2 separate regions of the Homo sapiens genome follow, and region 1 is linked to region 2. Evidence: read pairs that join two places in POLR2A ChIA-PET (ENCODE). Cell type or tissue: A673. All regions are shown on one strand. Each heading gives the region's core, and the rest is flanking DNA. Links, peaks and the distances in the headings are about the cores only. Region 1 holds the start of LINC01996 (long intergenic non-protein coding RNA 1996). Region 2 overlaps SPNS3 (SPNS lysolipid transporter 3, sphingosine-1-phosphate (putative)).

The links. Peaks named below come from ENCODE experiments on the same cell type or tissue, not always from the same donor. Only the 100,000 strongest peaks of a DNase experiment are listed, where the experiment ranks them.
Region 1: POLR2A ChIA-PET joins it to region 2 with 14 read pairs; 2 of 35 experiments call an interaction of 5 or more read pairs at or near these places.

What each region holds. Positions count from the first base shown.
Region 1 is chr17:4,601,035-4,615,958 of GRCh38, forward strand. It overlaps SMTNL2 (smoothelin like 2), which reads left to right. Exons shown (of 8, transcript NM_001114974.2): 8 at 6,327-7,285. The coding sequence ends at 6,453. LINC01996 (long intergenic non-protein coding RNA 1996) reads left to right here and starts at 9,415. Exons shown (of 2, transcript NR_145431.1): 1 at 9,415-9,799. RefSeq lists an enhancer at 1-322. In A673, for the core only: no CTCF peak of the experiment used is centred there; no DNase peak of the experiment used is centred there.
Region 2 is chr17:4,455,735-4,470,658 of GRCh38, forward strand. All of the region lies in intron 8 of SPNS3 (SPNS lysolipid transporter 3, sphingosine-1-phosphate (putative)), which reads left to right. Among named protein-coding and RNA genes, the nearest start is that of SPNS3, 29 kb to the left of the region's middle. In A673, for the core only: no CTCF peak of the experiment used is centred there; no DNase peak of the experiment used is centred there.

The DNA of each region.
Region 1 (14,924 bases), core at 3,852-11,851, 150 kb after region 2:
AGACAGGAGTAGGAGAAAACCCTTTCAGCCTTTTCCCCACCCCACTGATGCGGGGCGTAAGCAAAGACACTTTAAAAATGGTCGTCGGGATTGGCCGCGCACAGTGGCTCATGCCTGCGATCCAATCCCAGGACTTTGGGAGGCCAAGGCAGGTGGATTGCTTGAGCTTAGGAGTTTGAGACCAGGTTGGGCAACGTGGCAAGACCTCACCTTTACAGAAAATACAAAAAATTATCTTGGTGTGGTGGTGCACACCTGTGGTCCCAGCTACTTGGGAGGCTGAAGTGGGAGGATCGTTTGAGCCCGGATGGCAGAGATTGCAGTGAACCCAGATGGTGCCACTGCACTCCAGCCTGGGCAACAGAGTGAGACCTCATCTCAAAAAAAAAAATGTAGTCAGCCCATGTTAACTCTGGTTCTTGCTATGGAATGGCATTTAAAGTGATTTTTACTTTCTCCTTTGAACTTTCTGTTTGAATGATTGATTGATTGATTGATTGATTGATTGACACAAGATCACACTTTGTCTCCCAGGCTGGAATACAGTGGTGCAATCACAGCTCACTGTAGCCTCAGACTCCCAAGCTCAAGTGATCCTCCTGCCTCGGCCTCCCAAGTAGCTGGGACTACAGGCACACACCCCCACACTTGGCTATTTTTTTTTTTTTAGAGACGGGGTCTAACTATGTTGGCCAGGCTGGTCTCAAACTCCTGGCCTCAAGTGATCCTCCCGTCTCAGCCTCCCAAAGTGCTGGGATTACAGGCATGAACCACCGCACTTGGCCTGTTTGAATCATTAAAACAAACCTGTATCATTTTTACAAAAGCAGTTGTTGTTTTTTTTTTAATTTAAAAGGCAATTGGGACCTCTAATATTTGGAGACTCAAACATTTTTTATAAATGTCAATGCTGATCATCACTTTCTTTTTCTGCTGTCTCCCGAGTTTTGTCCAGCCTATGTCTGCAGCTTCCAGGAATCTTGCCATCATAGGTCAAATATCCCTTATCCAAAATGGCCTGGGACCAGAAGTGTTTTGGATTTTAGATTTTGGAATATTTGCATTATATAATACTTACCGGTTGAGCATCCCAAATTTAAAAAATCCAAAGGCTCAAAAATCTGAAACTTTTTGAGTGCCAGACACAATGCTGAAAGGAAATGCTCATTGGCGCATTTTGGATTCGGTATGATGAACCTGTGCCATTGAAGCTGGCACCATGTCTCTGAGGGAGAGTGCTCCCTTTGCAGGGACAATCTGGGGTGGAAGGCAGGTGCTTTTTTTTTTTTTTTTTTTTTTTTTTTTGAGATGGAGTTTCGTTCTTGTTGCCCAGGCTGGAGTGCAGTGGAATAATCTCAGCTCACTGCAACTTCCACCTCCTGGATTCAAGCGATTCTCCTGCCTCAGCCTCCCGAGTAGCTGGGATTACAGGCATGCGCCACCATGCCCAGCTAATTTTTGTATTTCTAGTAGAGATGGGGTTTCACCATGTTGGCCAGGCTGGTCTTGAACTCCTGACCTCAGGTGATCCTCTCGCCTCAGCCTCCCAAAGTGCTGGGATTACAGGCTTGAGCCACGGCACCTAGCTAATTTTTGTATTTTTAGTAGAGACGGGGTTTTGCCATGTTGCCCAGGCTGGTCACGAACTCCTGACCTCAGGTGATCCGTGGAAGGTGGGTGCCCTTGAAGGTCTGCTGTGAGCTGTGCTTCAAAGACAGAGAATGCTCTCTGCCTGTGGGAGGCGGAATTTGGAGCTCCCCAGGAAAAGAAGTGGGTGAAGAGCAAAGGTGGCAGGTGAAGAAAAGAGGGAGCCAGGAGACGGTGGTTGCGTGTTGCATATTGTGACCCCTCCCTGCTCCCCTAGGAACCCCTACACTCTCATGTACTCAACTTAGAAATAACAACAGTGGGGACCATATGGATCATGGCCCAGTGCCCTGGTTGCCTGCTGGGGAAGCCGGCGATCTGGACAGCGGAGGATGACACAGGGCATGGCATCCACTCCCATCCTGACTGCCACCCTGGACTTGAAGACTTGCCACCAGGGCAGGGGCCCACCAGGGGTCATTATCAGAGGGTAAACGCAGCCTCTAGAATGAGGAGGGGTCAGCTTGCTGTCTTCTGCAGAGGCTGGACAACACCCGGAAAATGCCGGCAATTCTGAGGGCCTCCTATGAAGTGGGTTAGGGAGTGGCAAGACCTGGTTCGGAGAGGTGGGTCCTGGGTATCCTTTGTGGGAACAGTTAAGGAACCAGAGCTGTTTAGTTCAGAGAAAGACATGGAAGGAAGGTTTTCTTCTGGCGTGTGAAGGGTTCTGACATGGGGGAAAAATCAGACTGAGAATAAGTAGCCTTATGGGGTCAGCAGGTAGAAAGTACACACAGGCACAAATAGCGTAAGAAATGTTAGAAGAACTTTCTCGTGGTCAGAGCATCTGCAGAGGGTTCTGAGCTGTCCTTGGAGGAAATTGGGTCCCCTTTCCCTGGACCCTGAGATGAACAAGCTGAGGCAGGGCCTTTATAGAGGTGATTGGTGCTTCTGACGGGGGTGTTTGGATGGTTGGAGGTCCTAGAGTCCTCATGCTGTCCCTACTTAACATGTGGCACCACTGAGGCCACCGCCGTCAGTGCTGATAACCAGAGCATGTGTGGAGCCTGTTTCTACACACCTGGGATCCTCCAAATAGCAGGTGTGGGAGTGGAGGTGCCCCAGCTGTGTGGCAGGTGGAAAGGAGGGCACCAGATATGAAATGATCGCTCAGGAAGGTGAACTCAGGTCCCCAGCCTCTCTGAACTCAGATTTTCTTTTCTTTCCTTTTTTTTCCCCTTGAGATAGAGTCTCACTCTGTCGCCCAGGCTGGAGTGCAGTGGCATGATCTTGGCTCACTGCAACCTCCGCCTCCCGAGTTCAAGTGATTCTCCTGCCTCAGCCTCCCGAGTAGCTGGGACTGCAGGCATACGCCACCACACCCAGCTAATTTTTGTATTTTTAGTAGAGACGGGGTTTCACCATGTTAGCCAGGATGGTCTCCAACTCCTGACCTCAAATGATCTGCCCACCTCAGCCTCTTAAAATGTTGGGATGACAGGCATGAGCCACCGCGCCCGGCCTGAACTCAGATTTTTCAATGCTTTATCATCGACAAAGCACCTTTGCACGCCTGCTCGCATCAGAGGGCCAGCTTCCCTGACATCGAGCCCTGCCCTGGCCTGTCCCAGGGAGAAAGGGTGCCCGCTCATTGGGCCAAACCCACTCATCACCCCACAAAGCCTGTTGGATTCACTTACAGGCCACCCGCTACAACTCCAAGCAGGAGGTGGGGAGGGGATCCAGGACAGATGCCTCCATTTCGCCTTGACATTTGGTTTCTGGTAGGAGGCCTGGCGTCCAGCCAGCACAGCAGAGCAGGGCCTGCGGGTAATGTTACAGTCTTGTCTCTGGAGCACACAGCCGCGTGAGTCCTGGTAGAAAGTGCTGAGTGCGTCGTGCCAAACTGGGATGGGTCAGAGGAGTCTTGCTCGCTCGCTGGGGTCTCCCCTCTGGCTGGGCTCTCTGGGGAACAAGATGCATAAAGACACATTGTGGAATCACAGCCTCACAACAGGCCCACTGGGAGGGACAGCAGAGGTGGTATTCTGATTTTTTTCTTTTTTTTTGAGACAGAGTCTCGCTCTGTCAGCAGGCTGGAGTGCAGTAGCACGATCTCGGCTCACTGCAACCTCCACCTCCTGGGTTCAAGCGATTCTCCAGCCTCAGTCTCCCAAGTAGCTGGGATTTCAGGCGTGCACCACCATGCCTGGCTAATTTTGTGTTTTTAGTAGAGACAGGGTTTCACCATGTTGGTCAGGCTGGTTTGGAACTCCTGGCCTCAGGCAATCTGCCCGCCTCGGCTTCCTAAAGTGCCGGGATTACAGGTGTGAGCCACCGTGCCCGGCCAGTATTCCGATTTTGTGCTAAGGAAATGGGCACAGAACAGTGAAGCAATGGGAGGAGTCGGGGTTTGAACTCTACTGTTTTGATCTCACATTCAGGCCTCTTCTCTGTGATCCACCCTGCTTCTTAAAGCAAGGCATGATCGTCAAAATGGCAACAAGAATAATCTCTGACTTTTTTGTTTGGTTTTTTTTTTTTTTTTTTTTTTTTTTGAGGCAGGGTCTGGCTCTGTACCCCAGGCTGGAGTGCAGTGGTGCAATCTGGGCTCACTGGAGCCTCCACCTCCTGGCCTCAAGCGATCCTCTCACCTCAGCCTTGAGTAGCTGCGACTACAGGTGCACACCACCATGCCTGGCTAATTTTTAAAACTTTTTATAGAGACGGGGTTTTGCTGTGTTGTCCAGGCTGGTCTCAAACTCCCAGGCTCAAGTGATCCTCCTGCCTCGGCCTTCCAAAGTGCTGGGATGACAGGCATGAGCCACTGTGCCCGGCCTCATCTTTAACATTTATTAGCTCTTTCAATGTGCCCTTTGCTGTTCCACCTGATTTGCATGGGTTTATAATTTTCATACCACTCTTTCGAGGTGGATATAATTCACAGATGGAGAAACTGAAGCCCGGAGAAATGAAGTGTGTTGCCCACAGATATATAGCTCGGAAGAGATGGAGCTGGGATTTCAACCCTGACAGCCATGCGCTTATTGATGGGAAAAAAAATAGACTGGAGACCCCTGGAACTACAAAAGTACACACAGCTGCTGAAGGAAGGGCACTGACAATCGGGCCAAGTGCGATCGTTTTTGCCTTTTTGGTTCTGCCTGATAATGTCAGGCCGGCTCCATCTGGTGCCCAGGGGACCCAGGCATACTGTAAGCAGAGTCAGAGGAGGCAGGGGGCGCAGGGCTGGGCATTCCAGAGGCTGTCTGTTGTTATTTCAGGACTCGCTGCTGAGATGAGCAGGGCGATGCGTCTTGACTGTTGACGTTCCTCCTCCCACGTCCACGAGGCCTTCAGCCTCCCTCTGAGCCCCAGTGAAAGGCCACAGTGTACACACGAGTCTAAACCAGTGAGCCAAAAGTGAAACCAGTATTTCCCAGGGCAGGAGGCAGAGGGCCCTGGGGGGCTGGGGGTGGGGCAGCAATGAGTTTAAGCAATCTCTTTTTTTTTTTGAGACGGAGTCTTTCTTGCTCTGCCCCCAGGCTGGAGTGCAATCGCACGATCTCGGCTCACTGCAACCTCTGCCTCCTGGGTTCAAGCAATTCTCCTGCCTCAGCCTCCCGAGTAGCTGGGACTACAGGCACACGCCACCACGCCCGGCTAATTTTTGTATTTTTAGTAGAGACAAGGTTTCACCATATTGGTCAGGCTGGTCTCGAACTCCTGACCTCAGGTGACCCGCCTGCCTCGGCCTCCCAAAGTGCTGGGATTACAGGTGTGAGCCACCACATCCAGCCTACTTTTTTTTTTTTTAACTTAAATATAGTTTCACTTCAAATTTAAATACAATATGCCAGGTACTGTGGGTCGCCTGTGCCTGTAATCACAGCTACTCAGGAGGCTGAGGTGGGAAGATCGCTTGAGGCAGGCGTTCAAGACCAGTCTGGGTAACATAGTGAGACCCCATCTCTACAAAACTATTTTTAAAAAACTAGCTGGGCCGGGCGTGGTGTCTCACGCCTGTAATCACAGCACTTTGGGAGGCCAAGGCAGGTGGATCACCTGAGGTCAGGAGATCGAGACCAGCCTGGCCAACATGGTGAAACCTTGTCTCTACTAAAAATACAAAAAAAAAATTAGCCAGGCGTGGTGGCAGACACCTGTAATCCCAGCTACTCGGGAGGCTGAGACAGGAGAATCACTCGAACCCGGGAGGCAGAGGTTGCAGTGAGCCAAGATTGTGCCACTGCGCTCCAGCCTGGGCAACAAGAGCAAAACTCTGTCTCAAAAACAAAACAAAAAAACAAACAACTAGCTGGGCATGGTGGTGTGTGCCTGGAATCACAGCTACTTGGGAAGACAAGGCGTGAGGATCACTTGGGCCTAGGAGATCGAGGCTGCAATAAGCTAGGATCGTGCCTCTGTACTCATGCCTGGGCAACAGAGCAAGCCCCTGTCTCTAAAAAAAAAACCCAAATTAAATAAAGTAAGTCTGTTTAAATGAAAACATGAATTGTACAGGTGGCTCATAAATCTGGGAGTTTGGGAAACATTGTATTGGAGTCAGTGACTCCAAGGGTTCTGCCAGGGTTATCTGAATTCCCCGCTGGTGGGTCCTTGGGAACCTCTGGCTGCCGGCTGAGCTCTGTTCCCGGGACCGAGACACCGGCCCTGTCGCGGCTGTGGGGCTGGCTGATGGCTGGGACCACCGTTCTGACGGGGCTTGTGTGTTTCAGGAATCTGGCCAACTGTGAGCGCCTCATCGAAGTGGAGGACATGATGGTGATGGGCCGCAAGCCGGACCCCATGTGTGTCTTCACCTACGTCCAGTCGCTGTACAACCACCTGCGTCGCTTCGAGTAAAGCCCCTGAGCCTGGATTGCCAAAGAGCAGCCCCAGGAAGAGGCCGGGGGTCCGCTTGCGATTCCCCAGCCAGGATGCCCCCAGGAGCCTTGCCGTTTGGTGTGAGCGCGCTGTTTGTTCTGTGGCATGTGACGGCACTCCCCTTCGAGCCCAGCTGTGTTACTGATTAAAAGTACTGCTGAGCTGTGGTCCGACAGCACTGATCACAGCCAAGGGCTTGGAGGAAAAGGAAAAATTATGAGAGAGAGAGAGACATTGGTGCTAAGTAATGATCTTCCTAAAGAAATGCTTGTGTTTATAGCTTCCAGAATGCTAATCTACAATTTTCCCTCTGGTGAATTCGATACATCGGCTTTACAGGGTTACAGTGATTACCAAGTGTTTTTTTTTATCAAAATACCCAGAGTTTTTTACTTCCTCACGCGATTGTAGGTTCCTCTCCTCCCTCCCTCTGGGCCACTGCCAGGAAACAGAGAGACCGCTTAATCAGCAGCTTGACAAAGAAGACCTCAAGTCTTGGGAAGAAACAGTTTAATCACTCCCAAGTCCTGGGCAACAGATGACCTTCAAGTCACCTCCGCTCTCCGGGGAGATGGGAAGGCTCTCCTCTCGGTCCCAAAGTCCTCCTGTTCTTCCCAGGAGGCCCCACAAGTGTTTGGCTAAGCACAGGCTCTCGGGAATTTAACACTTTTGGGGAAGGAATAGGCCCTTTGTGCTGAGAGAGAGTTTTTATTCACATCTTTTTTAGGGGATTTGCTGCAGATATTTATAAAAAGTAACTCCCTCTGTACCACTGACCCATTTATACATAAAAAAGATGTGTTGAATTTTGCTTGGGGTTTGTCATTTCTGTTTAGGAGATGGGAGTTCTGTGAATAAGAGACTTTGCACACCTTCCAAGTGAATATCCACTACATTCCACCCCTGTTCCTGCACTTAAATCACTGGCCTGGAAAGCTGAAGATGGCATTTGCTGTCATCTCTGATCATCTCTGAGTGTGCCTGTCTCCCATCTCCATGTTGTGGAAGGAGCGTCAACAGAAAGTTCCCCTTGAGATCCGTCCTCTGGATGTAGACCGCAGTGTTTGTGATAAACAGTGGCCCAAGACAGCAGGGTTTGGGGTGGTCCCGCACTTGGAGGAAGCCCATCAAGGAACGTTGGTTTATTTTCACAGCTGTTTGGTGGTAGGACTTTCATAGAAAAATCTTGAGATTCTATAGAGCTCCAGCCATTAGCTTATTCTCAGCCAAGAATCATTGTATAATTGGGTTGGATTTTAGCCATGCACTTCTAAACCTTCCCTTTAAGGAGCGGATCTGTGTCTTCACCTCATGCAGCCGGCTCTCAACACCAGTGCCTGTGTGCCTTTGTGGGGTCCCACGTGTCCCTTGGGTGGTATATTGGGGGGTGGGCAGGAGATCCCTGGGGGTGTCAGGAGGAACATGGCAGAGCCTGCAGGTGGGTGAGCAGTATTCTCCATGGATTGGTTGGTCCAGGCTGCAGTCTTGCCCTCTCTCTCGGATTCTCCCACTCTGGAAACCATTCCCTTGCTAGCTCTCTCGTCTCTTGTACGCTTGGGGAGGTGAGACCTATTATTAACAGGACACATAACTGAAGGTTAGGGTTTCAAACCTGAAGCCAATCTGGGAACACAAGGGCTCTGTAAAAAGCATGGCTATATGTTACTGAGTCCTCGCACACGTTAAATGGAGCTCTCCCGAGTTGCAGACATGGCCGTACGCTCTGCGCATGAAACAGAGCAGATCCTGCCAGAATGCAGAACAATTTCTTTTAAACTTTAGGAATGGTGTCCCTCATGTCTCACATTCAGAATGAGACAGACTCGAGTTTTTAAAGTTGGTTCCATGATGTTCTTGTCTGTGGTCTTTGTTGGGGGTGGGGGGTGAGAGATCATAAGACAGTTTGTGAGTTTCAAACATGATTTTACCTCTAAGACAAAGCATGAGAAGAAAATCCAGGAAGGTCTCACAATCCTAAGATATTTGGAAACCACCGTTTTAGGTCGGGGTTACGTGAATGTTCCCCATTTGTGAGACCCAATTTCATCTTGCTTTCTACCCTGGTATGGAGGAATTCACATCTTTTTTCCCCTTTCCCGAGAGAATTATTTCTTGGAGCTGCTCATAAGAGTCTTCTGTTTTTCCAGATAGATTCCTTCACCTGGATTTTGTTAAACTTATTAAGTCGGACCAAATTGGCTTGTGTGTTTCCCTGAAGTGAACGTTTCACCAGAGCCACGATGGGTTTTAGCTTTTCTGATAGCTGATGGATATTTTTCAAGGCAAGCGAGAGCCTATAAGCACTTTCTGAATATGACAGAGCACATGCTGGTGAGAGGAGACCGCACAGGCCAGGTGTTTGGGGAACAGTTTGTTAAAGCCAATGAATTTCGCAAATGTGCTAGATGATGAAGAGTTCTCAGCTTTCCCGGTTGCAGTGATCAGAACTCTGTAACTGGAGACCGGTGTGAGAGAAGATTTTATTCTCTGCCATCATGACCGGGTCTATACGACTGCAGGCAATTGCACAGAAGACTAGAAATGCTGATTCAGTTGGTCAGTTTGGGGTGGGACATCTTACCAGTCCAGCAGAACCAACTCTGGCTTGGGTTTTTCTAGCTGGTGACAGGTGACCAACTCATTCTGATGAGTTGATTACGCCTGTGGACGTGGCCCACTTGATTTATTTTTTCTCCCTCTGTTAGCTGTGCTCTCCCAACCACCTGATAAATGGACCCAGTATGATTATTTCTGAGCCATCTTATCTCTCTCACTTTTAAAGCTTGGATTGGGTTTGCTTTTAGAGCTTTTGATCTCTTATCTCTTGGTTCTTGGACTTGCTTTGATACCAAACAGCCCTCATAGTCTTTTGAAAGAACACCTTAAAAATTCCTAGGCTGGGCGCGGTGGCTCATGCCTGTAGTCCTAGCACTTTGGGAGGCCGAGACAGGACAAATATTTGAGCTCTGGAGTTTGAGACCAGCCTGGGCAACAGAGTGAGACTCTGTCTCTACAGAAAGTTTTAAAATTAGCCAGGTGTAGTGACACATGCTTGTAGTCCCCATTACTTGGAAGGCCAAGGCGGGAGGATGGCTTGAGCCTGGGAGGTCAAGGCATCAGTGAGCGATGGTTGTGCCACTGCCTGGAGATAGAGTGAGACCCTGTCTCAAAAAAGAAAGAAAGAAAGAAAGAAAAATCCCTAAGACCTGACCTGCCTACTCCCTAGAAAGCACCAAATAAGGAAAAGCACTCCGGAAGAATGAAGCTAAGAAGGCTGTGCTCTCTGAGGCATCCGGGCAGCCTTCACTGGAGGGACAAGGTCCAGGTAGGTGGGATGACAAGCTGGGAAGGGGCCCTGAACCAGAGGCAGGTGATGTGGGTGGTGGCACCAGAGAGACACCAGACAGTGTTACCGTAGGTCTTGACTGTCCACCTTCATTCCTGAAGTTGATCCAGCTTTCTTACTGTCACGTAGGTGGATATAAAATCGATCTTTAGGGTTCTGATTTTTTGTTTGTTTTTGTTTTTTTTGAGACGGAGTCTCACTCTGTCACCCAGGCTGGAGTGCAGTGGCACAATCTTGGCTCACTGCAACCTCCACCTCCCAGGTTCAAGCGATTCTCGTGCCTCAGCCTCCTGTGTAGCTGGATGTACAGGCGCCCGCCACCATGCCAGGCTAATTTTTGTATTTTTAGTACAGACGGGGTTTCACCATGTTGGTCAGGCTGGTCTCGAACTCCTGACCTCAAGTGATCCGCCTGCCTTGGCCTCCCAAAGTGCTGGGATTACAGGCATGAGCCACTGCGCCCGGCCGGGGATCTGAGTTTTAATCACTCCCAGTGCAAGCGTCCTTATCTGGTTTGCAGACTGAGTGGCATTTGTGCTGCCGAGGCTCTTCCTGGCTTGCCCTCCTCTCTGGCTGTTGCTTTCCCTCCTCTGTTCATTAGAGCCTCCTCTCCTCGGCTTGTTGCTCCTATGTGCTGTGACCTAAGCTCTATGCTCCTTCTTCTACATTAGGGTTCATAGCCCAGGACTTTGGGGAGTCTGTGGATGTCCAAATTGAGTGTTTTACCTCAATTTGGTTGAGGTTGCAGTGAGCCGAGATTGAGCCATTGCACTCCAGCCTGGGCAACAAGAGTGAAACTCTGTCTCAAAAAATTGTATTTCTGGCCGGGCGCGGTGGCTCACGCCTGTAATCCCAGCACTTTGGGAGGCCGAGGCAGACGAATCACGAGGTCAGGGGATCGAGACCATCCTGGCTAGTACGGTGAAACCCCCGTCTCTACTAAAAATACAAAAAATTAGCTGGGCGTGGTGGCGGGCGCCTGTAGTCCCAGCTACTCAGGAGGCTGAGGCAGGAGAATGGCGTGAACCCGGGAGGAGCTTGCAGTGAGCGGAGATCGTGCCACTGCACTCCAGCCTGGGCGACAGAGCGAGACTCCATCTCAAAAAAAAAAAAAACATATATTTCTTTGATGTTTACTGGCTGGCATTCTTCTGTAAAGAAAGTCTTTCCCTCCCTCCAACTCAGTTTTTGAGTGTTCCTGGAGGCCCATGGATTTTTTTTTTTAATTCAATGTGTTGTAATCGCTTACTGTTATAATTTTTTTTGATGCTCAAACTGTTCAGAGGGAGAAGACAGCTCTTGTGTCTTTTTGCCATATTCCCATGGTTCTTTGAGCATTTTATTTTCTTTTACTTTTTTGAGACAGAGTCTCACTCTGTTGCCCAGGCTGGAGTGCAGTGGCGTGATCTCAGCTCACTACAACCTCCACCTCCCAGGTTCAAGCGATTCTCGTGCCTCAGCCTCCTGAGTAGCTGGAACTACAGGCATAAGCCACCACGCCTGGCTAATTTTTATATTTTTAGTAGAGACGGGGTTTCACCATGTTGGCCAGGCTGGTCTTGAACTCCTGACCTCAGGTGATCTGCCCACCTCGGCCTCCCAAAGTGCTGGGATTACAGGCGTGAGCCACCGTGCCCGGCCTTTGGGCACATTCTTGCTTTCTGGCACAAGGCGCTCCAGACTGACCTTTTACTTTCCTTGCCCCAACTGTGGAATCAGTCATTTATTCAGATCCTGGTCTCTTGTGGTGGAGAATTTTTATTTCCCAATGAAGGTCCAGGGACTTGGTGTGCCGGTTTTGCTGGGTGTCCTGCTTCTAGGCCCTTGCAGTGAACAGAGCTAAGATGTTTTAGAAGAGCCTGCAAGTATACTGAAACCTCCAGCTTCAATTCAGCACCACAGGCCTCATCTGTACATTAGTCCCTATTTTTCCTTTTTTCAAACCATCCTGATTCCCAACAATTTCAATACACTTACGGATTTCTTCTGTACCGCAATGTCCAAATTCTGAAACAGTAGTTTCCGAATTCTTAAACTGATGTCACTGCCAACAACAAACCCACCAAGTAAGGTTTGGGATTTCCCTTCAGCCCCTTTCCCCACCTTTGGGTATATTCCCTAAGGGTGCACAGGGTGCTGGATTCAAAAGTTACTTGAGGCTGGGCACGGTGGCTCACGCCTGTAATCCCAGCACTCTGGGAGGCCGAGGCAGGCGGATCACTTGAGGCCAGGAGTTCAAGACCAGCCTGGCCAACATAGCGAAACCCTGTCTCTACTAAAAATACAAAAATTAGCCGGGCATGGTGGTACATGCCTGTAATCCCAGCTACTAGGGAGGCTGAGGCAGGAGAATTGCTTGAACCAGGACCTGGGAGGCGGAGGTTGCAGTGAGCCAAGACCACGCCACTGCACTCCAGCACACGAAGTGACAGAGTGAGACCCTGTTTCAAAAAAAAAAAAAAAGAAATAAAAGTTACTTGAATTATTTTCTCTTGGAAACCATGTTATGAATTTGATATGCATGAGGTTGACTTGATTCTGTTTGTATTCAATTAAAGGTTTGTTTCCATCATTTTTATTTTCTTTTTTTGACTATGTAAATACTTCACCTAGGTCAAAAGTCAAAACTCTACAAAAAGGTATATTCCCATTCCCATTCCTCCATCTGTTCCCACCCTTAGTCTCTGTTTTCTCCTCCTTGCCTGTCTTCTCCCTTCCTCCTTTTCTTTTTACCTTCCTTCCACAACAATAAGCAGGTATATATCTATCATTTCACAGAGATCCTTCTCGTCCTTTTTTTCTTTTTCTTTTTCTTTTTTTGAGATGGAGACTTGCTCTGGAGTGCAGTGGTGCAATCTCAGCTCACTGCAACCTCCACCTCTTAGGTTCAAGCGATTCTCCTGCCTCAGCCTCCCAAGTAGCTGGGACCACAGACACCCGCCACCACGCCTGGCTAATTTTTGTATTTTTGATAGAGACGGGGTTTCACCATGTTGGCCAGGCTGGTCTCGAACTCCTGACCTCAGATGATCCGCCTGCCTTGGCCTCCCAGGGAAGTGCTGGGATTACAGGTGTGAGCCACTGCGCCCGGCTGATCCTCCTCCTCTTTAAAAAAGCCCTGCATAGGCCAGGCACGGTGGCTCATGATGCCTGTAATCTTAGCACTTTGGGAGGCCGAGGTGGGTGGATTAACTGAGCTCAGGAGTTCGAAACCACTCTGGGTAACACGGTGAAACCCCGTCTCTACTAAAATACAAAAAATTAGCTGGGTGTGGCAGTGTGCGCCTGTAATCCCAGCTACTTGGGAGGCTGAGACAGGAGAGTCGCTTGAACCCTGGAGGCGAAGGTTGCAGTGAGCCGAGATAGCACCATTGCACTCCAGCCTGGGCAACAGAGCAAGACTCCATCTCAAAAAAAAAAATGCCTGTATAGCCCTCCACTGTGCTAGCTGATCACTTGTTCAGCCCATCTCCGAGGCAGGGATATCTTGGGTTTTTTTCCAGTATTTTGCTATTACAAACAGGACTGCGGTGAGCAGCCTTGGGTGTATGCTGTTTTGCATTTGTGAGGGTGGATCTTCAGGGTTAGTTCCCAGGATTGAGATTGCTGGGTTCAAGGGTAAATGCATATTTTGTTAGACATTGCCCAAATCTCCTCTGTTTTGCAGTCTCACCAGACACATGAGAATGCTTGCTTTTCCCCAACAGCGAGTGCTGTCAGGTTTTTGAATTTTTAGGAGACAGATGGTTTCAGTGTAGTTTAAATGTGAATTTCTCTTATGAGTGAAGATGAGCATATTTTCATGTTTACAGGAGACTTGTATATCTTGTTCTAAGAACTCTTCTGTCTTTATTCATTTTTCTATTTTTTCACTTGATTTTTTCTTTTAAGACAAAGTTTCGCTCTCGTCACCCAGGCTGGAGTGCAATGGCACGATCTTAGCTCACCGCAACCTCCACCTCCCGGGTTCAAGCAATTCTCCTGCCTCAGCCTCCTGAGTAGCTGGGATTACAGGCATGCGCCACCACACCCGGCTAATTTTGGTACTTTTTTGGTAGAGACGGGGTTTCTCCATGTTGGCCAGGCTGGTCTCGAACTCCCGACCTCAGGTGATCCACCCGCCTTGGCCTCCCAAAGTGCTGGGATTACAGGCGTGAGCCACTGTGTCTGGCTTTTTCACTTGATTTTTAAGAACGTGTGTGTGTGTGCGCGCATGTGTGTGTGTGTCAGAGTCTCACTCCCATTGCCCAGGCTGGAGTGCAGTGGCATGATCTCGGCTCTCAGCCTCTTCCTCCTGGTTTCAAGCGGTTCTCCTGCCTCGGCCTCCCAAGTAGCTGGGATTACAGGTGTGCACCACCACGCCCAGCTAATTTTTGTATTTTCTGTAGAGACGGGGTTTCACCATGTTGGCCAAGCTGGTCTCAAACTCCTGACCTCAAGTGATCCGCCTGCCTCAGCCTCCCAAAGTGTTGGGATTGTAGGCGTGAGCCACCACACCCAGCCAATAACTTTTTCTATATTAGAAAGATTTCTGGGCTGGGCACAGTGACTCACATCTGTAATCTCAGCAATTTGGGAGGCCAAGCTGGGAGGATTGCTTGAGTCCAGGAGTTCAAGACCAGCCTGGGCAACATAGTGAGACCCCCCCCATCTCTATAAAAAGTTTAAAAATTAGCCAAGCATAGTGGTATGCACCTGTAGTCCTAGCTACTCTGGAGGCTGAGGCAGAAGGATTGCTTCAGCCCGGGAGGGCAAGGCTGCAGTGAGCTGTAATTGCCCATTGCACTCCAGCCTGGGTAACAAAGTGAGACCCTGTCTCAAAAAAATAAATAAATAAAAGATTTCTGTATCTCTCTATCCCAGCTCTCTCCACCCACTCTGCCTGTAACCTGACCTAGCTCATGTCACTTCTCACTTGGATTAGAACAACTACCTCCTAAAACTGGTTTCCAGGCCTCACTCTTGTCCTTCTCTAATCCATTGTCCATATTGGAACTAGAATGATCTTAAAATGCACATCTGATCATGTCACCACCTCCAGTGACTGGATTCCTGTTGTCCTTGGGATAAGCAGTTTCTTAGCGGAGCACTGGGGACCACCTCC
Region 2 (14,924 bases), core at 2,209-10,208:
CTTGGGGGAGTCAGGGCCCAGGGTCCATTCTCCCCGAATGCCAGATGACATGCATCTGAGTGTCCTAAAGACGTCTTCTATGCACGCCCCTCAGGCTGTCCTGGTATAGGAGGCTCAGCATTTAGCCAGCGTCCAGTCAGGGAGAAAAGGCCAGCTTCCTTCCTGGCAAGCACTGCCCTCTGTGGGGGGGGGGTGAGTGTCACCTGAAGCCCCTCACTCAGCTTAAGAGTAGAACTCTTTATTCTTTATTTATTAACTTTTTTAGAGATGGGGGCTCTCACTATGTTGCTCAGGCTGGTCTTGAACTCCTGGGCTCCAGCAATCCTCTTGCCTCAGCCTCCTGAACAACTGGGACTACAGGCGTGCACCACCACACCAGGCTAATTTTTGTATTTTTAGTAGAGATGGGGTTTTGCCATGTTGCCCAGCCTGGTCTCGAACCCCTGTCCTCAAGTGATCTGCCCATCTCAGCCTCCCAAAGTGCTGGGATTACAGGCATGAGCCACCGCGCCTGGTCAAGAGCAGAACTCTTTCAATAAATCCTCCCCTGAGCATGACTTCCACGCAAGCAGTGGGGGGCCAAATGGGATAGCTCTGTTCTCTCGCCGAGTCCTGAAGGTGTGCTGGCACCTCTCTTGAGATGTGGGCACTGCTCATCCCTTGTTCTCAGCCTTGGGTCTCTGCAGAAATTCCTGAAGACTAGAAAGTCTTGTCATTCTCTTCTGCACGTGCTCTTATTTAGTCCTCACGACTGACACTTTTGTGGGGAAGGTTTTTTCTTTTCATATTTTATTTTATTTTATTTTTTTGAGACGGAGTCTCTCTCTATTGCCCAGGCTGGAGTACAGTGGCACGATCTAGACTCACTGCAACCTCTACCTTTCAGGTTCAAGCAATTCTCCTGCCTCAGCCTCCCCAGCAGCTGGGATTATAGGGGCATGCCACTAATTGTTGTGTTTTTTGGTTTTTGTTTTTGTGTTTTTTTTGGTTTTTTTTTTGAGACAGGGTCTCACTCTGTCGCCCAGGCTGGAGTGCAGTGGAGCGATCTCAGCTCACTGCAACCTCTGCCTCCCAGGTTCAAGTGATTCTCCTGTCTCAGCCTCCTGAGTAGCTGGGATTACAGGCCCATGCCACCACACCCAGCTAATTTTTGTATTTTTGGTAGAGATGGTGTTTCACCATTTTGACCAGGCTGGTCTCAAACTCCTGACTTCAAGTGATCTGCCTACCTCGGCCTCCCAAGGTGCTGGGATTACAGGCATGATCCACCACGCCCAGCCTGGAAGGTTTTTTCTTATGCCATTTGACAGGTTGGAAAACTGAAGCCCACAGATAGAATCAGGTAAATAGTGGGACAGACAAAACTCCAACACCTGGCTGGGTGCAGTGGCTGACGTCTGGAATCCCAGTATTTTGGGAGGCCAAAGTGAGAGGATCACTTGAGCTCAGGAGTTAGAGACCAGCCTGGACAATGTAGCAAGACCCTGTCTCTACAGAAAATTAAAAAATTAGTTGGACATGGTGGCACATGCCTGTAGTCCCAGCTACTGGGGAGGCTGAGGCTGGAGAATTGTTTGAGCCCCAGTGATAGAGGCTGCAGTGAGCTCTGATCATGCCACTGCACTCCAGCCTGGGTGACAGAGTAGGACCCTGTCTCAAAACAAACAAACAAACAATCAACCTCCAACTTGGCCGTGACGCCTCCAAAGTCTGTGTCCTTCATAGTGCACTGATCCAGAAACAGCGGGGCACACCCCAGGCACTAGTAAATCCCTTAATGCTTATTGACTGAGGGAGGGGACCATCACTTCTGGCTGGTGGGAGCTGATGGGGGCTGGTGGGGCCTGACCTCACAGGGAGGCTGGGGCCCAGGCAGATGGAGGCCCCATCAAAGCTGTCCCTGTACCAGCCAGCTGGGGCTGGGGGCCCCCTGCCAGCCCTGCTTCTGCCACTGTCTTGGTTGGTTCTGGGAGGTGCTCCTTGGCTGTGTTTTGGGGACACAGCTGCCCCCCCCTCACCCCCTGCACCCTGCAGCCTGGCGCATCTCTAGAGCTGGTTGTCTCATCCAGAAATGACATTGCGTCTTGGCCGCCAAAGCCAGCTGGAGAAACTCTTCTTTAGGCCTGCCCTGGGGGTTGGGGCTGAGGGGCAGAAAGGCGGGCAGGGCCAGAGTGCATCCCTCCTCTGGCGCTGGGAAGCTGCTGGGTCTGGCATGGTACCCACCGATGCTGAGCCTCTGCGGCCAGAACTCTAACCCTCAGAGGTGATGCCATCCCGCCCCCACCCCTTGGCTCTGTCTGTGCCTCCGTAGAATGCTCGGATGTTCTGACCTGAGATTCAGGCTCCAGTTCTTCCTTCCCAACAACTGTCAGTCACAAAGCCCTTGACCTCTCCCAGGCCTACCCTCCTCTCCGTCCTCTCTGCCCTTCCCTGGCTCATGCCTTGCTGTCTTTCTCCAGAACTGTTCTAGAAGCCACCTTCCTGGTCTCCGTGTCTTCCTGCTCACCCACTACAGTCTGTTCTTCTGTTCTTCACACACTGCCAGAGTGAGCTAGCTAGCTTGCTTGCTTTTTCTTTCTTTTCTTTTCTTTTCTTTCCCTCCCTCCCTCTCTCCCTTCCTCTCCCTCTCTCTCTCCCTCCCTCCCTTTCTTTCTTCTTTCTTTCTTTCTTTCCATTTTCTTTTTCTTCTTTCTTTCCTTCCTCCCTCCCTCCCTTCTTTCTTCTTTCTTTCTTTCCATTTTCTTTCTTTTCTTCTTTCTTTCTTTCTTTCTTCCCTTCCTCCCTCCCACCCGCCTTCCTTCCTTCCTTCCTTTCCTTCCTTTCTTCCTTCCCTCCTTTCTTTCTTCCTTCCCTCCTTTCTTTCTTTCTTTCTTTCTTTCTTTCTTTCTTTCTTTCTTTCTTTCTTTCTTTCTTTCCTTCCTTCTTTCTTTCTTTCTTTTCTTTCTCTTTTCCTTCCCTTCCTTCCTTCCAGACAGGGTCTCCCTGTGTTGCCCAGGCTGGTCTTGAACTCCTGGCCTCAAGTGATCCTGCCCATGCTGCCTCCCGAGTAGCTGGAATTCAGGCATGTGTCACTGTGCCTGGCTGACAGAGTGAGCTTTCTGACACCACCTCCCTTCCCTGCTCAAAAGCCTCGCATGGCTCCCTGGTGCCTGTGGAACTAGGCCCAGCCCCTTATCCCGGCATTTAAAGCCCCTCATGAACTTCTCCAATAACCTTAGGAGCCTTATTCCTCCACTGAAGTCCTGCCACGCAGGTCCCCTCTTGATTCCCTAGTCATTCCTCCCCTCTCCCTCTCTTTCCCCATCCTCACTCCCTTCTCCATGTGTCCAGAGCATTCTAGGCCTTCAAGGGCCAGCTTACCACCGTCTCTCCATGGATTCCTCCCTGGTTGCTGGGCCTGACCCTCTCTCCCTTAGTACGCCCAGTGTTGTCGTCCTGGGGTCTCAGTTACGTACGTTCTGACTCCTCTCCCAGCCCTGTCTGTGAGTTTAGCAGGGTCCAGGTCTGGTTCTAGTCTTTCTCTGCACTCCAGCTTGAAGCACAGTGTCAGGCACGTGGACAGGTGGGTGAGGTAAGTCACTGCTGGCTGAGTGAAGAGTCGAGTGACAAACTGTTTGTATTCATTTGTTTATTCAACCAATATTTATTGATTGTCAATTAAGTGGCATACTAGTTTAAATGCTGTAGATATAGGCAGCTGGGTGCGGTGCTTCATACATGTAACCCCAGCACTTTGGGAGGCCGAGGCAGGCGGATCACCTGAGGTCAGGAGTTCAAGACCAGCCTGGGCAACACGGCAAAACCCTGTCTCTACTAAAAATACAAAAAATTAGCTGGGCATGGTGGTGTGTGCCTGTGGTCTCAGCTACTGGGGAGGCTGAGGCAGGAGAATCGCTTGAACCCAGAAGGTGGAGGTTGCGGTGAGCTGAGATTGCGCCATTGCACTCCAGCCTGGGCGACAGAGCGAGACTCCATGTCTAAATAAATAAATAAATAAACCAATGCCGTAGATATAGCAGTGAATAAAACAGACAAAAATGTCTCTGTCCTGAGAGAACTTACATTCTAGTTGAGGGAGATAGATAACAAACAAGATATATAAGTATTGTGAATTTTATTGTAAAATTCAGAGTATTTCAGATAATAATAAAGGCTTAGGAGAGAAGTATTGTTGGGAAGGAAATAGGGAGAGTGTGAGTATTGGGAGGAGAGGGTAGCAATTTTTTGTAGGGTGGCCAGAGAGACCTCTCTGAGAAGGTAGTTGTTGAATAAAGACCTGTAGGGGGTGAAGTAGTGAATTATGTGGATATTCGGGGGAACAGTGTTCCAGGTAGAGGGAACAGCAACTGTGAAGGCCCTGAGTCAGGAGTGTACCCGATGGGTTTGAATAACAACAAGGCGGCTACTGTGATTAGTGCAGAGAGAGAAGTGGGAGAGGGACGTGAGGACAGAGAGATGATGGGTGCCAGATCATGTAGGATGTTGTGGGCATTGGGTGAGATGGAGTTTTGTTCTAAGAAGTGAGACATCTGGCTTTTGTCTTCCGCATCTATTGAAATTATCATGTAGTTTTGTCCTTTATTCAATTTCTACAGTTTATTACATTGACTGATATTTATATGTTTAACCAACCTTGCATTCCTGGGATATGTTTGCCATGGTCATTGTGGGTAATCATTTTTATGTATTGCTGGATTTTTTTTTTTTTTTTTTTTGAGACAGAGTCTCACTCTGTGGCCCAGGCTGGAGTGCAGTGGCGTGATCTCGGCTCACTGCAAGCTCTGCCGCCCGGGTTCACACCATTCTCCTGCCTCAGCCTCCCGAGTAGCTGGGACTACAGGCGCCTGCTACCACGCCTGGCTAATTTTTTGTATTTTTTTTTTTTTTTTAGTAGAGACGGGGTTTCACCTTGTTAGCCAGGATTGTCTCGATCTCCTGACCTTGTGATACACCTGCCTCAACCTCCGAAAGTGCTGGGATTACAGGTGTGAGCCACCGTGCCTGGCTGAATTGCTGGATTTGAGTTTGTAGTATTTTGTTGAGGATTTTTGCACGTACATTCATAAGAGATATTGGTCTGCAGTTTTCTTGTGGTGTCTTCATCTGGTTTTGGTATCAGGGTAGTGGCCTTGTAATGAGTTGGCAAGTGTTCCTTCCTCTTCTGTTTTTTGGAAGACTTCATGAAGAATTTGTTAATTTATCTTTAAACATTTGGAAGAAGTCACCAGCGAAGCCATCTGGTTCTGGGCTTCTGTTTGTGGAAAGTTTTTTGATTGCTAACTCAATATTTACTTGTTATAGGTCAATTCAAATTTTCTATTTCTTCTTGAGTTGTTTCAGTAGTTTGTATCTTTTTAGGAATTTGTACATTTATTCTAGGTTAATCTAATTTGTTGGCACACAATAGTTTATATTATATAACAGTTCCTTCTAATTCTTTTCATTTCTATAAGGTGAGCAGTAATGTCCCCCCTTTCATTCCTAATTTTAGTAATTTGAGTCTTTTTTTCTTGGTCAGTTTATCTAAAGGTTTGTCTATCTTGCTGATTTTTTCAAAGAACCAACTTTTGGTTTCATCAATTTTTCTCAATTTTTTTCTATTATTTGCTTTCTTTTCTTTTCTTTTCTTTTTTTTTTTTTTTTTTTTTTTTTTGAGACAGGGTCTTGCTTTGTTTCCCAGGCTTGAGCTCCTGGCTTCAAGCAATCCTCCTGCCTCAGCCTCCCCAGGCATTAGGATTATAGGAGTGAGCCACCCTATCTGGCTGGCTTGTGCTGAGTAGAATCACTCTGGCTACTCTGTTGAGAATAGACCTGGGGGCAAGGGCAGAAGCAGAGAGGAGTGAGGAGGCTGTTGTTAGAATGCAGGTGAGATGATGCGGTTTGAACCAGAGTGGCAACAATGGCGATTGTGAGAGGCAGTTGGATTACATATGTATTTTGAAGGTAGAGCTATCAGAATTTCCTCATAAATTCCAGGAGGGGTATGAAAGAAGAGTCAGAGGTGAGTTCCAGGTATTGGCATGAGCAGCTGGAACCGGGGAGGGCCCATTAATTGAGGCAGGAAAGTGAGCAGGAGCAGCAAGTGTTTTGGGGAAGGTCAACAGCTTGGTTTTATACATTCTGAGTTTGTCGGGGGAGGTTGATATCCAAGTGGAGGTGTTAGTAGACAGTTGGATACAGGAGTCGGAAGTCCAGGGGATATGGAATCATCCCTAAAACTTCAAAGGGTGAAAACATTTTTGGGGAGCAAAAGGAGTCAGCATTAGGATGGGTGTCCAGAGGGTGCTGAGGAATTGGCTTCTGCTGGGATTCAAAATATGATGTCACCTTACTTTCTTCTACTCATCCATCCACCCATTCACCAATCCATCCATCCATCCATCCATCCATCCATCCATCCATCCATCCATCCATCCATCCATCCATCCATCCATCCATCCATCCATCCATCCATCCATCCATCCATCCATCCATCCATCCATCCATCCATCCATCCATCCATCCATCCATCCATCCATCCATCCATCCATCCATCCATCCATCCATCCATCCATCCATCCATCCATCCATCCATCCATCCATCCATCCATCCATCCATCCATCCATCCATCCATCCATCCATCCATCCATCCATCCATCCATCCATCCATCCATCCATCCATCCATCCATCCATCCATCCATCCATCCATCCATCCATCCATCCATCCATCCATCCATCCATCCATCCATCCATCCATCCATCCATCCATCCATCCATCCATCCATCCATCCATCCATCCATCCATCCATCCATCCATCCATCCATCCATCCATCCATCCATCCATCCATCCATCCATCCATCCATCCATCCATCCATCCATCCATCCATCCATCCATCCATCCATCCATCCATCCACCAATCCATCCACCCACCCATCCACCAATCCATCCATCCATCCACCCTCCCACCCACCCACCAATCCATCCATCCATCCATCCATCCACCCACCCACCCATCCACCAATCCATCCATCCACCAATCCATCCATCCATCCATCCATCCATCCATCCATCCATCCATCCATCCACCAATCTATCCATCCATCCATCCATCCATCCATTCAACCACGCACCCACCCACCCACCCACCCACCAATCCATCCATCCATCCATCCATCCCTTCACTTCTCAGATGGCAGGAACCAAAGTCCTTCCTGCATGATTTCTGCTGTTGAAGGAGTAAGTCCTGGGGAGACAGGCTCCAAACTCTTCTTGGGAAGGGCCCAAGAAGGGTATAGACAGGCTCCAAACTCTTCTTGGGTGGGCATGTGTGCTGGTGTGTGCATGCATCTGAGTGTGTATATGTTCATTCTTGTGTGTAGACATTAAAATGAATATACTGGCCGGGTGCAGTGGCTTACGCCTGTAATCCCAACACTTTGGGAGGCAAGGTGGGTGGATCACTTGAGGTCAGGAGTTCAAGACCAGCCTGGCCAACATGGTGAAACCCTGTCTCTACTGGAAATACAGAAATTAGCCAGGCATGGTGGTGGCACCTGTAATCCCAGCTACTCAGGAGGCTGAGGCAGGAGAATCACTTGAGCTCAGGAGGTGGAGGTTGCAGTGAGCCGAGATTGCGCCACTGCACTCTAGCCTGGGCAACAAAGCAAGACTCTGTCTCAAAAAAAAAAAAAAACAAAACAAAACAAAAAACCAAACCTGAATATACTAGCCAGGCATGATGACTCATGCCTGTAATCCCAGCACTTTGGGAGGTCAAGGTGGGCGAATCACTTGAGGTCATGAGTTCGAGACCAGCCTGGCCAACATGCTCTCTCCCATGCCCCTGTCCCCACTAAAAATATATTAAAAATTTAGCTGGGCGTGGCGGCATGCGCCTTTAATCCCAGCTACTTTGGAGGCTGAGGTAGGAGAGTTGCTTGAACCCGGGAGGTGGAGGTTGCAGTGAGCCGAAATCGTGCCACTGCACTCCAGCCGGGCAACAGAGTGAGACTCCATCTCGAAAAAAAAAAAAAAAGAATATACTTGTACATACAATATACATTTAGCATGAACATGCTAAATGTATATTGTATGTACAAATATATCTATTTTAATTTGTATGTATGTGCATGGTGTGTATGAGTGTGTCGATGTGTGCTGTTTTGTACACTTATCTGTGCACGAGCATGCACACCCAACTCAGGACATGCAGATAACTGCGTGGGACGTGCCTGTGTGCACATGTGGACCTGCAGCTAAGTATAGCTTTTCTCCTGCTACTTTTGTGCCTGTAACTGCATTGTGTGGGCAGGATGATTTTTGGTGGCACTGTGTGTCTGTTCCCAGATTTCCTGAAGTAGGGGCCAAATCATGCTGCTTGTTTCATGGAAATGAGCTTTTCTGAGAATATAAAGTCTGGTCTGGGGCCTTCCCTGGGGGAGCCCATGCCCTGTGGCCACGTACAGAAACAGAGGCTTCCATCTCTTCCATCTTTCCAGTCCTCTTGGCAAGGGAAGTGGACTTCTCGGCTGTTAATTAGGGTCCAGACACGCACACAGCAGGTCTTGGCTTATACCACCTTCGTTGGCCTTCTTCCCAGAGCTGCTGCCCTTCAGAAGAGAATAGGTTTGTGCTCAGAGGAGGGACTGCACCCAAAGCAGGGCCTCCACTGTCACTGACCTGATGGCTGGAGGATGTGGCTGAACGTCGGCTATCCCCCCTTAGGTGGGCTTTGTGGTCAAGGTGGAGGGGCAGGAGTGGGACATGGGAGGGAGCATGCTGTGAGCTGTCTGAAAGACCTGGCCATCATTCCTTCTTTCCTTACCAGTTGTGTGACTTGTGTGACCTAGGGCAAGATCTTGACCTTGCTGAGCCTCAATTTTCTTAGCAAGAAAATGGGAGTGCTACTCTTTACCTCTCGGCTTCATTAAAGAGATAAGCAAACTTTTGAGCCTGTTCTTTTTTATTTTTTTATTTTTTGAGACAGAGTTTTGCTCTTGTTGAGCAGGCTGGAGTGCAGTGGCGCAATCTCGGCTCACTGCAACCTCCGCCTCCCAGGTTCAAGCGATTCTCCTGTCTCAACCTCCTGAGTAGCGGGATTACAGGCATCCACCACTATGCCCGGCTGACTTTTGGTATTTTTAGTAGAGATGGGGTTTCACCATGTTGGCCAGGCTGGTCTCCAACTCCTGACCTCAGGTGATCCACCCGCCTCGGCCTCCCAGAGTGCTGGGATTACAGGCATGAGCCACCACTCCCGGCTGAGCCTGTTCTAATTACTATGCATATGTAACAAAATTTAATGGCTTAAAACAACAAGAACATTTATTTTGCTCACAAATTTGCAGTTTGGACCAGGCTTGAGAGCAAGAGGGGATGACATCTCTTTTCCACTTGGTGTTAGCTAGGCTGGATAAGGGTGAGGGGCTGGATCATCAAAGGGGTGGGGCCTGCCTGGCAGTCGATTCAGCTGTTGACTGAGACCTTAGCATTGGCTGGTACACCTGTCTGTGGCCTCTCCGTGTGGTCTGTGCTTCCTCACAGCATGGTGGCCGGGTTAAACAAGGACTAATGTTCTGAGATAGCGGGCCAGGTAGAACTGTGTTGCCTTTTATGACCTACCCTTGAAAGTTACCATGAATGTAACTTGCATTCTCTGCATTCTATTTTTTTTTTTACCTGAGCACAACTTTCTGCTCATATTAGTGGGGCAAAGAAATGGACTCTAGGCCATGCGCAGTGGCTCATGCTTGTGATCCCAGCACTTTGGGAGGCCGAGGCGGGAGGATTACCTGAGATGAGGAGTTCAAGACCAGCTTAGCCAACGTGGCAAAACCCCGAGGCTACAAAAATACAAAAATTAGCCTGGCATGATGGCAGGTGCCTGTAATCCCAGCTACTTGGAAGGCTGATGGGGGAGAATCACTTGAACACAGGAGGCGGAGGTTATAGGGAGGTGGGATCGCCACCAATGTGCTCCAGCCTGGGTGAGGGAGTGAGACTCCATTTCAGAAAAAAAAGAAATGGACTCTATCTTTTGATGAGAGTATCAGTGATCTGAAAGAACTTGTGGAACTGGAAATATTGCAGTGACTGTCTTTGGAAAATGCAATCTCCCATCATGCCCCAGGGTTTCCTTCTCTTCTGTCCCCTGGGCCCTGCCGACATCTGACATTGCATGGGAAAGTGTTTTGTGTGCACAGTGGCGAAGCCTACCAGGGTGGGTCTCTAGTTCCACGCTGCTCTTTTGGTCTCACGGTGAGAAACCCGGACTCGAGTGCTCACCCTCACACCCCTGCTTGGCCTCATGGGCTGAGGGAGCAGGTGTGCTTGAGATCTCAAAGGGCCAAGCCTATGGCCATGGCCAGGTGGCTGAGATGCAGGTCTCCACCAGGAAAAGCAGCAATGTCCACTCACTTATGAAATCTTTCCCCAGCGCCTCCTCTTTCCCAGACGCTGTTCCAGGCACTGGAGTACAGCATGAACAAAGCAGGCAAAAGTATGTGTGTGTAATACAATAAACATGGAAAATCAACACCATAGGCCAGGCACGGTAGCTCATGCCTGTAATCCCAGCACTTCGGAAGGCCGAGGTAGGCAGATCATGAGGTCAGGGGTTTGAGACCAGCCTGGCCAACATGGTGAAACCCTGCCTCTACTAAAAATACAAAACTTAGCCGGGCATGGTGGCACGTGCCTGTAATCCCACCTATTTGGGAGGCTGAGGCAGGAGAATCGCTTGAGCCCAGGAGGCGGAGGTTGCAGTGAGCTGAGATCGCGCCTTTGCACTCTAGCCTGGGTGACAGAACGAGACTCTGTCTCAAAAAAAAAAAAAAAAAAATGGCCAGGCACAGTGGCTCACACCTGTAACCCCAGCATTTTGGGAGGCCGAGGCAGGCAGATCACTTGAGGTCAGGAGTTCGAAACCAGCCTGGCCAACATGGTGAAACCCTGCCTCTACTAAACATACAAAAATTAGCTGGGCATGGTGGTGGTGGGCACCTGTAATCCCAGATACTTGGGAGGCTGAGGCAGGAGAATCGCTGGAACATGGGAGGCGGAGGTTGCAGTGAGCCGAGATCGCACCATTGCACTCCAGCCTGGTGACAGAGCAAGACTGCCTCTCAATAAATAAACAAACAAACACCATAGTATGTTAGATGGGGATGAGTTCTCTGGAGAGCAACAGCAGGGAAAGGGGACAAAGAGAGCGACAGGGGCAATGCACAGGGCCAGGGGAGGCCTTGTTGAGACGGAGACACTCCAGAAGCAGGTGTGGGGTGGAGCCATGTGGGTGGGGGTGGAGCGGGGAAGCGCAGTCCATGCGGAGGGCAGCCTGTGCGGAGGCCCTGAGGGAGAATGCATGGCTGGTGTGTTGGGGAGATGTGGCTGGAATGGGGTCAGCCAGGGAGCAGCAGAGGCGATGAAGTCAGAGGTCACGGTGATGGGGGAGTGAGGGTGCGGATTATGGAGGGTCTTGTACATAGATTCACTCTGGCTTCCCATGTCACTGACATTGGAAGCCACCAGACTGTCCAGCGCAGAGGTGAGAGGATCTGACTTAGGGGTTGTATCCGGAATCTACTGCTGCAAAAAAAAAATCACCCCAAAACTTCGTGGCTTAAAACAATGCCCAATTATTTCTGATTCTGTGGCCTGGCTGGATGGTTCCTCTGCTGGTTTGCCTGTGTCCGCTCATGTGGCTGCTTTCATCTGGATGATTACTGCACTGGAATGTCCACGCTGACCTTACTCACCTCCGGCTGTCCCCTGGGTCCCCTTCATCCTTCTCCGTGTGGCCGTTCACCCTCCCCTAGGCTAGACCAGCTTCCTTATATGACCATCTCAGGGCAATGCTCTAAGATAGCAAAAGTGGAAGTTGCAAAGTCTGTTAAGCACCAGGCCAGGAACTTGAAAAGCATCACTTCCACCTGATTTATTTAATTTAATTAAATTAATTTATTTATTTATGACAGAATCTCGCTCTGTCGCCCACGCTGGAGTGCGGTGTGATCTCGGCTCACTGCAACCTCTGCCTGCTGAATTCAAGTGATTCTTCTGCCTCAGCCTCCAGAGTAGCTGGGATTACAGGCACCTGCCACCATGCCCGGCTAATTTTTGTATTTTTAGTAGAGAGGGGGGTTTCACCATGTTGGTTGGCCAGGGTGGCCTCGAATTCCTGACCTCAAGTGGTCCACTCGCCTCGGCCTCCCAGAGTGCTGGGATTACAGGCATGGGCGACGGCGCCTGGCTACTTCCACCTGATTTTATTGGCCAAAGCAAGGTATAAGGCCACCCCCAGTTTACCATGGCAGGGGACTTCATACAAAGTGTGAATGTCAAGAGGCCTGATTAATTTGGGGCCATTTTGTAGCTTATGGACCACGTGGTTTAACAGGCTCTCTCTGGCTGCCACGTTGAGAATAGAATGAAAGAGGACAGGCTGGGCGTGGAGGCGCACACCTGTCATCCTAGCACGTTGGGCAGCTCAGGTGGAAGAATCGCTTGAGCTTAAGCTCAGGAGTTTGAGACCAGCCTGGGCAACATAGAGAGAAAAAATTAAAAAAACAAACAAAAAATAAATTAAAAAAAAGAAAGAGGACAAAGGCAGAAACAGAGAAATCACTCCAGAGGATTTGTAGTAATATAGGCAGGAGATAGTGATGGCTTGGACCAGGGTAGCTATGGAGGAAGTGTGGAGAAGTGGTCAGATTCTGGGTATATTTTGGAAGTAGAATGAACAGGGTTTCCTGACAGACTGGGTGTGAAAGAAAGGAAGGAGTCCAGGGCGGCTCCAAGGTTTTTGCCCTGAGCAGCTAGAAGCATATGGAGTTGCCACTTACTGTGGGGCAGGGGGCGGTGGCGGCGGGGGAAGACTGAGGGAGGGGCAGGGGTTTTTGTTTTGGAGGGAGGGATTAGCAGTTCCATTTTAGACATGTTACATTTGAGGTGCTTCTTAGGACATTCAACTGGACCTCTTTTCTTTATTTCTCTCTCTCTTTCTTTTCTTTCTTTCTTTCTTTCTTTCTTTCTTTCTTTCTTTCTCTCTTTCTTTTTCTTTCTTTCTCTCTCTCTTTCTTTTTTTTTTTTGACGGAGTTTTGCTCTTGTCACCGAGGCTGGAGGGCAATGGCATGGTCTCAGCTCACTGCAACCTCCACCTCCCGGGTTCAAGTGATTCTCCTGCCTCAGCCTCCCGAGTAGCTGGGATTATGGGGCATGCCACCAGGCCCAGCTAATTTTGTGTTTTTGGTAGAGACGGGGGTTTCACGATGTTGCCCAGGCTGGTCTCGAACTCCTGACCTCAGGTGATCTGCCCACCTCAGCCTCCCAAAGTGCTGGGATTACAGGTGTGAGCCACTGCGCCCGGCCTCGGACCTGTTTTCTAAGACAGGTTCTTGCTCTGTCACCCAGGCTGGAGTGCACTGGTGCGATCTCAGCTCACCGCATCCTGGACCTTCTGGGCTCAAGTGGATCCTCCCACCTCAGCCTTCTGAGTAGCTGGGACTACAGGTGTGAGCCACCGTGCCCAGCTAATTTCTGTATTTTTTTGTAGAGACGGGGTTTCACTATGTTACCCAGGCTGCTCTGGAACTACTGGGCTTGAGTGATCCGCCTGCCTCGGCCTCCCAAAGTGCTGGGATTACAGGCGTGAGCCACTGTGCCTGGCCTCAACTGGACATATTAAGAGGCAATTGGGCCGGGTGCCCAATGCAAACATGGTGAAACCCCATCTCTACTAAAAATATAGAAATTAGCCGAGGGTGACGGTGGGTGCCTGCAGTCCCAGTTCCTTAGGAAGCTGAGGCATGAGAATCACTTGGACCTGGGAGGTGGAGGTTGCAGTGAGCCAGGATCGCGCCACTGCACGCCAGCCTGGGCGACAGAGCGAGAGACTCCATCTCAAAAAAAAAAAAAAAAAAAAGCAATTGGATATGTATGTGTCTGGAGTTCAGGAGAGAGGTCCAGGCTGGTTATTTAAAGCCATGAGACCAAATGAGATCACCAAGGGCATGAGCATAGACCTGAAGCTCGAGCTTGGACGCATTCCACATGTCAGTCAAGGCTGTGAATGCGCAGTGCTACCGTGGTGAGGTCAAGGGTGGGACCAACAATTCACTGTATCGTGTTGTATCAAATGACTTTTATATTTTTATTTGGGAGACACTAAAAAAACAAAAACAAAAGCATAAAAGTACAGAGAAGAAAATAACCGTTATTCACGTTTTCATCTACAAGAATAAATAATTCTTCACATTTTGGCCTTTTTGCTTCTATATTTGTTATTTAATTAGGTAACCGTCATTCCGTACACGTGTCTCTCTATACATTCACAGGCTTATGGTTAGGTAAAAATAGTTTTATTAAACTGGGGTTATATAGTAGTGCAATTTTTAAAAACAGATTTATTGAGATACAATTCATGTATCAGGCCAGGCACAGTGACTCACGCCTGTAATCCCAGCACTTTGGGAGGCCGAGGTGGGCGGATCACTTGAGGTCAGGAGTTCGAGACCAGCCTGGCCAACATGGTGAAACCCCGTCTCTACTAAAAATACAAAAATTAACTAAGTGTGGTGGTGGGCGCCTGTAATCCCAGCTACTTGGGAGGCTGAGGCTGAGAATCGATTGAACTCAGGAGGCAGAGGTTGCAGTGAGCCGAGATCACGCCACTGCACTCCAGCCTGGGCAACAGAGCAAGACCCTGTCTTAAAATAATATTAGTAATAATTAATATATTGGACAGTTCACCCAATAAAGTGTATAATTCACTGGTTTTTCGTACATTCACAGAGTTCTACAACCATCACCACATCAGTTTTAGAACATTTTGCTCACCCCAAAAAGAAATTTCATGCCTATTAGCAGTCACCCCCATTTCCCTTCAATCTATCTCTCTGCTCCCCAGCCCGGGCCCTAGGCAGCTGCTAAATCTACTTTCT